2 separate regions of the Homo sapiens genome follow, and region 2 is linked to region 1. The links are chromatin loops, found by intact Hi-C in ENCODE. Cell type or tissue: Caco-2. All regions are shown on one strand. Links, peaks and the distances in the headings refer to the core of each region. The heading gives the core; the rest is flanking DNA. Region 1 holds the start of GLRA2 (glycine receptor alpha 2). Region 2 has its middle 23 kb from the start of GEMIN8.

Region 1 (4,403 bases), core at 404-4,403:
ATAGGCCAGGTAGAGGAGGATATGCCTGCCAAGAAGACAGAATAGGAGGTAATCCAGGAGTGCACTGTGTCACAGGGTCAATAGAGGGAAGTGTTTCCAGGAGGAAGAAAAGGCCAATGACATTAGGTACCATGGAAATGTCAAGTAAGATGAGAACAGAAAAATGTCTTTTGGACTTAGTTACAAGAAATTCACTGGCAGACTTAGTGAGAGCTGTTTCTGTGGATTGATAGGGCTGGAATCCAAATTTAGGAGAGCTGAGAAATCAAATGAGGAGGCTAAACTAGATCCTCTCTAATGTCCCTTACAACTCTACAATAATATAATGCTGTGATTTCATGCTGCTGGCCTGAGTCTCCTTTGTCACAGATTTCCTTACTCATCCTATTCCTGGTTAATAACACAACTCTTGTTAAAAGAAATGATTCGGCTGGGCGCGGTGGCTCACGCCTGTAATCCCAGCACTATGGGAGGCTGAGGTGGGCGAATCACAAGGTCAAGAGATCAAGACCATTCTGGCCAACATGGTGAAACCCTGTCTCTATTAAAAATACAAAAATTAGCTGGGTATGGTGGCATGTGATTGTAGTCCCAGCTACTCAGGAGGCTGAGACAGGAGAATCGCTTGAACCCGGGAGGTGGAGGTTGCAGTGAGCTGAGATGACGCCACTGCACTCCAGCCCGGTGACAGAGTGAGACTCCATCTCGGGAAAAAAAAAAAAAGAGAAATGATTTACAAAGACTATATTATTTAAGCATCGTTACAACCTTAAATTTGAGAGAAATAATTTTCTTCTATCTTTATACCTAATTTTCTTTTGGAAAGAATCTTGAACACAAAAAAATCTGTGCTATTTTTCCATGTAGAACCAATTGAAGAAATATTTCCAGGAATTGATTTTATATATTTTTTTGGGTCAGGACAGCAGGGATAAAATCAGGTCTAGAGTTTCCATGTGGATGAATTTGGAAGTGAACAGATTTGAAGCTGCAGTCCAGGGATGTCTCACACTACACCATACTGTTTTTCTTTTAAATTGAATCATTTTCTCTAGGCTTTGAAAGTTAAGAAAACATATTTGAAGAATTGATTTTGTATGTAAATAGAATGCTTGGGCACTACTGCATTTCATCTAAAAAGAGATTCCTGTATTTTCACTGTCTTACTGGGATAGACATCTTATGAAAGGGCATATAGACTCTTGCTACTCAAAGTGTGAACTGTGGACAAGCAGCATCAACTTCAGCTAGGAACTTCTTAGAAATGCAGAATCTCAGGCCCCACCCCAGACCTACTGGATCATAATCTGCATTTCAATAAGATCCTCTGGTGATTTATATTAACATTAAAAGGTAAAAAGAACTTGCCATCTTTTTTCTCTGAATCTACTTCTTAAAAACATAGAATTCATTGTTACTCTACTATGATATTTAAACTGATCCAAAGTTAGTCATTTACGGAGTAAAAATTAATCATATTATTTTGTTTTAAAATTAAGACCTCCAGTAAAGCACATAGGTGACTAACAAGGAATATTCCACAAAAAGTAGGTTACTCTCCTAGCTTATGGTAGGACATGCATTTTTCATTCCCCCTTCCCAGAAGCTGCTAATTATCCGCATTGGACTATCTACCCTTCCTCTTTTTTATTAATAATAATATTTGTAATTTTGATTTGAAATAGCAGGGTTACTCGTCAGACTTTTGTACAGATTTATGAACTTCCACTATTTTCAGTCCCTTTAGCCAATTTAGGAGAATAGCATATGCACTTTATTACATGACTGTTCCTAGTGATTAACATCTGGAATGGGCAGATGAACTAAACTCCCAGTTGCACTTTTCCTTGCTCCATTTCTAACATGGAGCCCTGCTCTAACCTTTAACCATGGCAAGAAAAGATTGCTACTGCCCCCTGCCGGCCCATTGTCTCATTTCCTTTTCTACAAATCTGTGACTTGCGGATGCCCAAGGATTTTGAGCCACTGAAGAAAGCTCAGTTGGAAGGGGCTTTCCCTAGTACAGAGGTAGAGAGATCCTTTGGGACTAGGCGGCTAAAATCAAATGAAAACATTAAAAAGGCGAGGAAGGCATAAAGGACTTCTAAATTAAATTATCGATCTTCATGAACCTTCTTCTGCACGCGGGCTTCTCTGTGCCAAGGAAATGTTCCCTTCTCTTCGGCACAGGACTCCTCTTTGCCTCCGGCTTGCACTGACAAAGAGTGAACTGTCCACACCCTTATTATAATTTCAGTACTCTGAATCCTGTTCTCTGTTTCCCCCAATTTCGTTTTCCCACGATTAAACCTTATTCCCTTCCCTTTTCTGCTTCAAATTCCCGTCCCGCCCACCCACCGACAGCCTAGCATTTCCAGGAGCTCAGACCCCACTTCCCTCACCCTCTCCGTCTCCCGACCTCTCTTCTCCTCTTGCTGTCATCGTACCCCCTTCAGTATCCCCTCGCTGAACGGCCAGTCACTCTTTGCCTTCGAACAGCAGGCACGTCCCCTCTTGAATGCTTTTCCCCGACCCCCGCCCCAAGCAACTGAAAAAGGAAACATGCGCACTTCAGAGCTTGGAGCTGTCCGAGTGCTGAAATTTATAGGCTGGGTAAGATCACGTCTCCGTCTCATTCTATAGCCCTCATTCCAGCACAGGATCTCAGCAATTTTTCCCTCTTCCCCCCACCCACTCCAGCGCGCAGAGTCCTTTCTTCTCTCTCATTTACAACTTCTTTTTAAAAGAAAACATTTTCTAGAAAAAGGGCTTTGCTAAACAGAAAAGATATAAAACAAAAGCCACAGCTATCTAGCATGGCATTGTCACCAACTCCCTTTGCATGGTGATGCGATTAAGGTAGCAGCATTTTTATTATTCAGGAAAAGCAGCTGGGGGATTCATCAGTTCTGAGGCTTTGTCTTTCTGGGTTAACTGATGGTCCCAAGCCTCGGTTTGACCTGACCATGATGCCCAGGACTGGCACTTTTTCTTTTTTCTCAGCAAACTGTACAAAACCAAATCTCTTTTTGATTTTCAAGGAAACTAGGTTCCTGCCAAATTTTGAATCTGGACAATAAACAGACACTTTGTCCTAGCATCTTTCTGGAATCATTTCGGGATATTTTCCACAAGCAACACAGAAACAGGAATGAACCGGCAGCTAGTGAACATTTTGACAGCCTTGTTTGCATTTTTCTTAGAGACAAACCACTTCAGGTAGGTGAAACGACTTTGCATGTTGATATTTAAATTGTTTAAAAGAGAATGTGTCATGTAATTGTGTATTTATCTGTGCTCTGGACTATATTATTTTAATTTTATAGAGGAAAGTTAGATATCTTTTGTTCATTTAAAACGCCTAATAATTGTGGGAGGGTGGTAAATTTTTCACAAAAGCAAGTTTTATGATGCATAGCCGCACTCTATGCAATTCAACACACATTTTCACAGCCAACGTGATATTAAGGTAGTCTGATGAGTTGCATGCTCTTTACATTTCTATATAAGGGTAATTATTTTTCTGAAAGTAATTTAAAGAGATTATTGGGTGCAGTGTTTTTCATATAAGATGATTGTATTAATTTGGCAGGAGCATGCTCATTTTAGATAAAATATAAAAGATCCCTAATTCTCAGCCAACTTGGGACTTCTGTTATATTTCAGAAACTAGAAGCATACTATGAGGACTACAATTCAGGAATTTTCTTGAAATATCAAAAATTTCTTTTTACTACTATATTCTACTATTCAATCTGTTTGGAAATGGATTGCCTACCAAAATTTAGTTAATATGACATAATTGTATTTATGTACATATGAGAAGTGGAGCATGCATAATTTTAAAAAGTGAGAAATTACTATTTTCATGCTTGCATTTTCTACATGGTTTACGAATAGTTGCCAAATCAATTGATACCTCAAAATATCAAATCATTACCAGTAAGTGAAATAGTCATCTAATAACAGAGAGTGGAAGACTGAGCAGAGACAGGAGATGCTCTTACAACAAAGTATAGGACTCTAAATTTAATTTTCATTAAATTTTATGGCATTTTTTCACAGAACCAAGATAAATGGAACACATAGTAATAATGCTATGAATACTGGGAAAACCCACTATGTTCCTTTCAGGTTTACACCTCCTACTATGATTAAGAAAAAATATAGGCTGGTTTTTATTAGAATCATCATCATCATCATCATCCTCACCACCACCACCATCATAATCAAATAATACTTGATTAATCAGATGAATCTGCATATGAGAATGTGAGTATTTATGCATGCTCATATCAATTTTTAACTCCTACAAAATATTTATATCATCTTTGCACTTATTTTGAATACCCCTTCTTTGAAAAGCTGGCAAGAATGTGGTATTTTCTTAGTGATAGAATTCA
Region 2 (4,403 bases), core at 214-4,213, 480 kb before region 1:
TTATGGCATGATGAACTCAATTACAAAATTGGCAGGGTGCTAGAGAGAAAGGCTGATCCTGAAGCAGGAAAGTTATAAACAGAAAAGGATCCGTTGCTTAGGAACTTTCAAACTGAAGATTTTCTAGACTCTAGCTTTATTTTTGTTTCCCTTTTTAGAAAGCAGAGATGAAACCCAAACCTGGAGGTGGGAAAGGGCTCTGCGGGCTTTTGCACCGTGCTGGAGAGGAGGTGCAGGAGAGAGAGAGAGGCAGAATTCTCTCGCCTTGCAGTTTTGCCCTGATATCTGCAGGGCTGCAACTGCACCTAGGCACGTATTTACAAATCTGTCTTCCCTTTAGAATCTCTTGTGGGTCTTTAGAAAAATGCAAATAGCTCGATCCCAAGTCCTAAGACTGTGACTCAGTTGGTGGGTGAGGAGCCTGGGAGTCTGTATTTTTGCAAAGCTTTCTTAGTCACTGCTTACAGAGGTTTGAGAATCTCTATAGTACAGTCATTCCACTTAAGTCAGTGGTGCCTGTCTTACTGCTGCACATCAGAATCATCTGGTGTGTGTTAAAAATGCTGTTGCCTGGATCCCAACCCTATACATTCCCATGTCATTGGTTTTCAGTGTGCCTAAGCATCTGGATTTTTCCCACCTTCCCAGGGGACAGCAATGTACAGCCACACTGAGACCATTGGCTTAAAGGCATTCAATCCTGATGAATCATCTCTCTTGCTATCAAAGCTTAAAATGAAGAAATGGTGGCAGTTTGAATAACTGAATCAGAGAATTCAGTACAATTCAAAGATCAGAAGAAAGGATTCAGTGAGAACTGTTACAGAGGGAGTGGACTGGGGCATCATCACCAAGGTAACACCATTAACAGCACTTTTTCTTTGAGACAGTCGGACTTTATCATTGAAAGGTTAGCCAGGATTGGGGAGTGTGGTGGGTGAATGGGAAACACCAACACTCTTTAAAAGACTTGCTGCTTCTTCAGGTTCATAAATTGGTCTGTGCCTTGATTATGAAATAAGGCCTTTGTTTCTGGAGGATAAGCAGTCTCAATGGGCCTCCAGGGCAGGTAGAAACCTTGGCAGAGTATGGTCTGAGGACTTCTTCATCTGAAGGCAGGACACTGTGCAGCCTAAGAGGCGGCCTTCACACAGACAGCAGAGATTATCGGCTGACTTGTTCATAGACTCCATACTTGTAATTGGACAGTGTATTTCTTTTCATTTAGAAATGGCACAGCAGATGGCAGTCCAACATAAAAAGAAGGAGAGGGATATGTCACCATCTTCAGCAGTGGCACATGGACAAGAGATAGCAGCGTCTGGGAACCACACGGCTACTGTGGAAGTGTCACTGTCCAATAGAACTTTCCAGGTTGGTAGAACTGCTCTACATCTGCACTGTCCAGTACAATGGCCACTAGACACAAGAGCACTCGAGCACTTGAAATGAGGTAATGAGAATGAATAACTGAAATTTTAATTTTATTCAATTTTAATTAAGTACAATTTAAATTTGAGTGGTCACATGAGGCTGGTGGCTTCTATATTGAACAAGCAGCTCTCAAGAACAAACCTTACAGGGTTAGTTTCTAGACACCTCCAAGCCTTGGTTCCCTCATCTGTATTTCTTGTGTGCTGGCACCAGAATTCCTGTTAGAGATGGAACTGTCCTTGTTTGAAAAAATATCTCAATAGGTAATTTGGCCATCAAAACCAAGCCTTCAGAGAAGGGTCTGGAGAAGAAATGCAGAACTCAAGAAGGACCAAGTCATTTTCTATAAGAAATTATATGGGAGAAATTATTCATTTGTTGTTGGCTCTGAGTGAGGAGGAGTAAGGGAATAAAGGGAAAGAAGAGCCAGTAAGAAAGTTTGGGGGCTACATGGAATGTTGGGGGTGGCAAAAGGACTCTTAGGAATAGGGAGAGCTAATATTAGTTTTCAGTTACTTGTATTACTGTTGTGAACCCATGCTGTTTTTCCAAACCTTGGGTCAAGTTTGCTGTAAACATAAATGTCTTGGTTGGGTGTGTGTGTGTGTGTGTGTGTGTGTGTGTGTGTGTGTGTGTGTATTAAGTAAAGGGAATAAGCCTAATGTTTAGACTACAATGGAATGGAAAAGGGAAAACATGGAGTGATTAGACAGTTAATAAGCTAAACAAATTCAGTAAAGCAGGAGCTAAGAGGCAGAGGAAACCATGATAAAGTAAGCCCTTAAGAAAGTTGTAGCTAACATTTGTTTTTCATAAAATGGGGGTTCACTTCAAACTCATATAAATCTCAAAAGCAAGGGTCAGTACAGCTAATACTTGTATGTAAACTGGAGACAGTAATACCTACTTGAAGGATCGTTGTGAAGATAAAATGAGATAATGCTTGTGAAGGGCTTATACATAGTAAGAGCTTAATAAAGCTTTAGTTTTATGGTTTTAAAATGAATATATGGCTGATCCTTGAACAACATGAGGGTTAGGGCACCAACCCCCACCTGCAGTCAAAATTTCATGTATAACTTTTGCCTCCCCCAAAACTTAACTACTAATAGCCTACTGTTGATTGGAAGCCTCACTGATAACATGAACTGTTGATTAACATATATTTTGTATGTTATACATATTACATACTGTATTCTTACAATAAAGTAAACTAGAGAAAAGAAAACTGTTAAAAATCATAAGGAAGAGAAAATATTTTTACTATTCATTAAGTGGAAGTGGATCATCACAAAGGTCTTCATCCTTGTCTTCACATTGAGTAAGCTGAGGAGGAAGAGGGAGAGGAGGGGTTGGTCTTGCTGTCTCAGGGGTGGCAGAGACAGAAGAAGATCCACAAATAAGTGGACCCTTGCAGTTCAAATCCATGTTGTTCAAGGGTCTATTGTAATACTCTTCCTTTTTTTTTTTTTGAAGATTAAGTAAAGTAACATGTGACGCTCCTGATTCACAGTGAGCATTCCCCAAATGCCATATTTTTTTCCTTCTTAGGAAGGGAATCTTCTTCTAGACCCTATTGGAGCTATATCATTTTACACTGTAAACCCAGACGGGCCCCAGAAAATTCTTGGGACATATGAGGTCTTTCCTTCTTCCCCTTCTCTGTATGGCATATGGGTATCACCTCTAGGAACAGTGAACTGACATGCAGCAGTACAGCACTTATATTAGCCTGCTGTTTATAATATCTAGGCTCGTCTTTCATCTTTATCCATAATCATGTCTCAGTTTTTTTTCTCTCTCTTATAACTCACATGGGCTTATTGCTCTACACTTATGAGCCCCACTTTTATAAATTTTAACCAATTTGGGGGTCTTGTTTACCCAATCATTTGTCCTTGTTTCTTCTGCCAGTGGCCTGTATTTCCATTTGTTGTCATTACTTCTGCTTTTCAAGTACCATGAATTGCCTATTCAGTACATTCTACCTTTGGCAAAAATACGTTATTTGCACCTTTTTTTTTTGCGTGTTTCTTATTTATTCTAGCCTATGTTTTGTTGTCAAGCCAGTACCTGAAGATCATTCTTGTACATAAGAATGAACCTATTCGTGAGAGTAGGATAGAAAAATTCCTAGAATTATAGGGCTTTGACTATAGCTTCTTAAAAAAGTTCAGAGTGTATGGGATACTCTAGTGGCCACAAGACAGATGTCTGATTTTCCTCATGGATAGCATGATTACTTAAAGTTTGAAGATTCAAATTAAAAGTGTTTTATTCATCCCTGATACTACCTTGCCTTAAATTCAGCTATTTTACCTTTGGGTGGTGGTGGTGGTGTTTGGTCCAAGCCACTCATCCATGTATGTGGCTAATTGAAAGTGTGCTGATTGAAATAAAGATAAACATGACTTCTGTCCCTCAAAATGTATGTTTCTTATTAAAAAGCTTAGAGTAAGCACCATGATATAATTTATCACATTTATTACTTGTATTTTCAGCCAGCACTTCTATCCAAGCAATGGAGAGCTGCAGTGGGATCTTTGCAGATTTGGTACTGAGTATTTAATGATTTGAGGCCTGGGAAATCTTGTATTTTCCAGTATGTGTAGCTTTTTAATACAGGGGCTCAGGTGTCCTGAGTAAAGACAATCACAGCTCCACTTCTGAACCCCCAATAGCAGAATGATAATGCAGGAAAATCTGTGTCCCACATTCAAATGACTAAAGAGAAACCTCATTTTGTAGTCATTTCATTTCAGCTGTTTACTCTCCATGGTGAATAATAAACACAAGCACAAACTGTGAAGGAATATATTTTTTTCCAGGAGATGGAATTGCCTAGAAAACTCTGAATTAAAAAAAAAACCTGAATATAAATCTTGTCAGAACTGATAACTAATGCTTGAAATCTTTACTGTAAGTTGTGAGCGTTGCCAAACAGTATATTAGGAAAAGCACCTCAGTTT

What was found. Peaks named below come from ENCODE experiments on the same cell type or tissue, not always from the same donor. Only the 100,000 strongest peaks of a DNase experiment are listed, where the experiment ranks them.
Region 2: a loop joins it to region 1, with 9 times the contacts of the local background. A loop is called at or near these places in 9 of 110 quality-filtered maps.

Annotation. Positions count from the first base shown.
Region 1 is chrX:14,526,907-14,531,309 of GRCh38, forward strand. It overlaps GLRA2 (glycine receptor alpha 2), which reads left to right and starts at 2,630. Exons shown (of 9, transcript NM_002063.4): 1 at 2,630-3,219. The coding sequence starts at 3,152. In Caco-2, for the core only: a CTCF peak has its summit at 1,944 (motif pointing left); a DNase peak (open chromatin) is centred at 1,915.
Region 2 is chrX:14,050,362-14,054,764 of GRCh38, forward strand. No RefSeq gene overlaps it. Among named protein-coding and RNA genes, the nearest start is that of GEMIN8, 23 kb to the left of the region's middle. In Caco-2, for the core only: no CTCF peak of the experiment used is centred there; no DNase peak of the experiment used is centred there.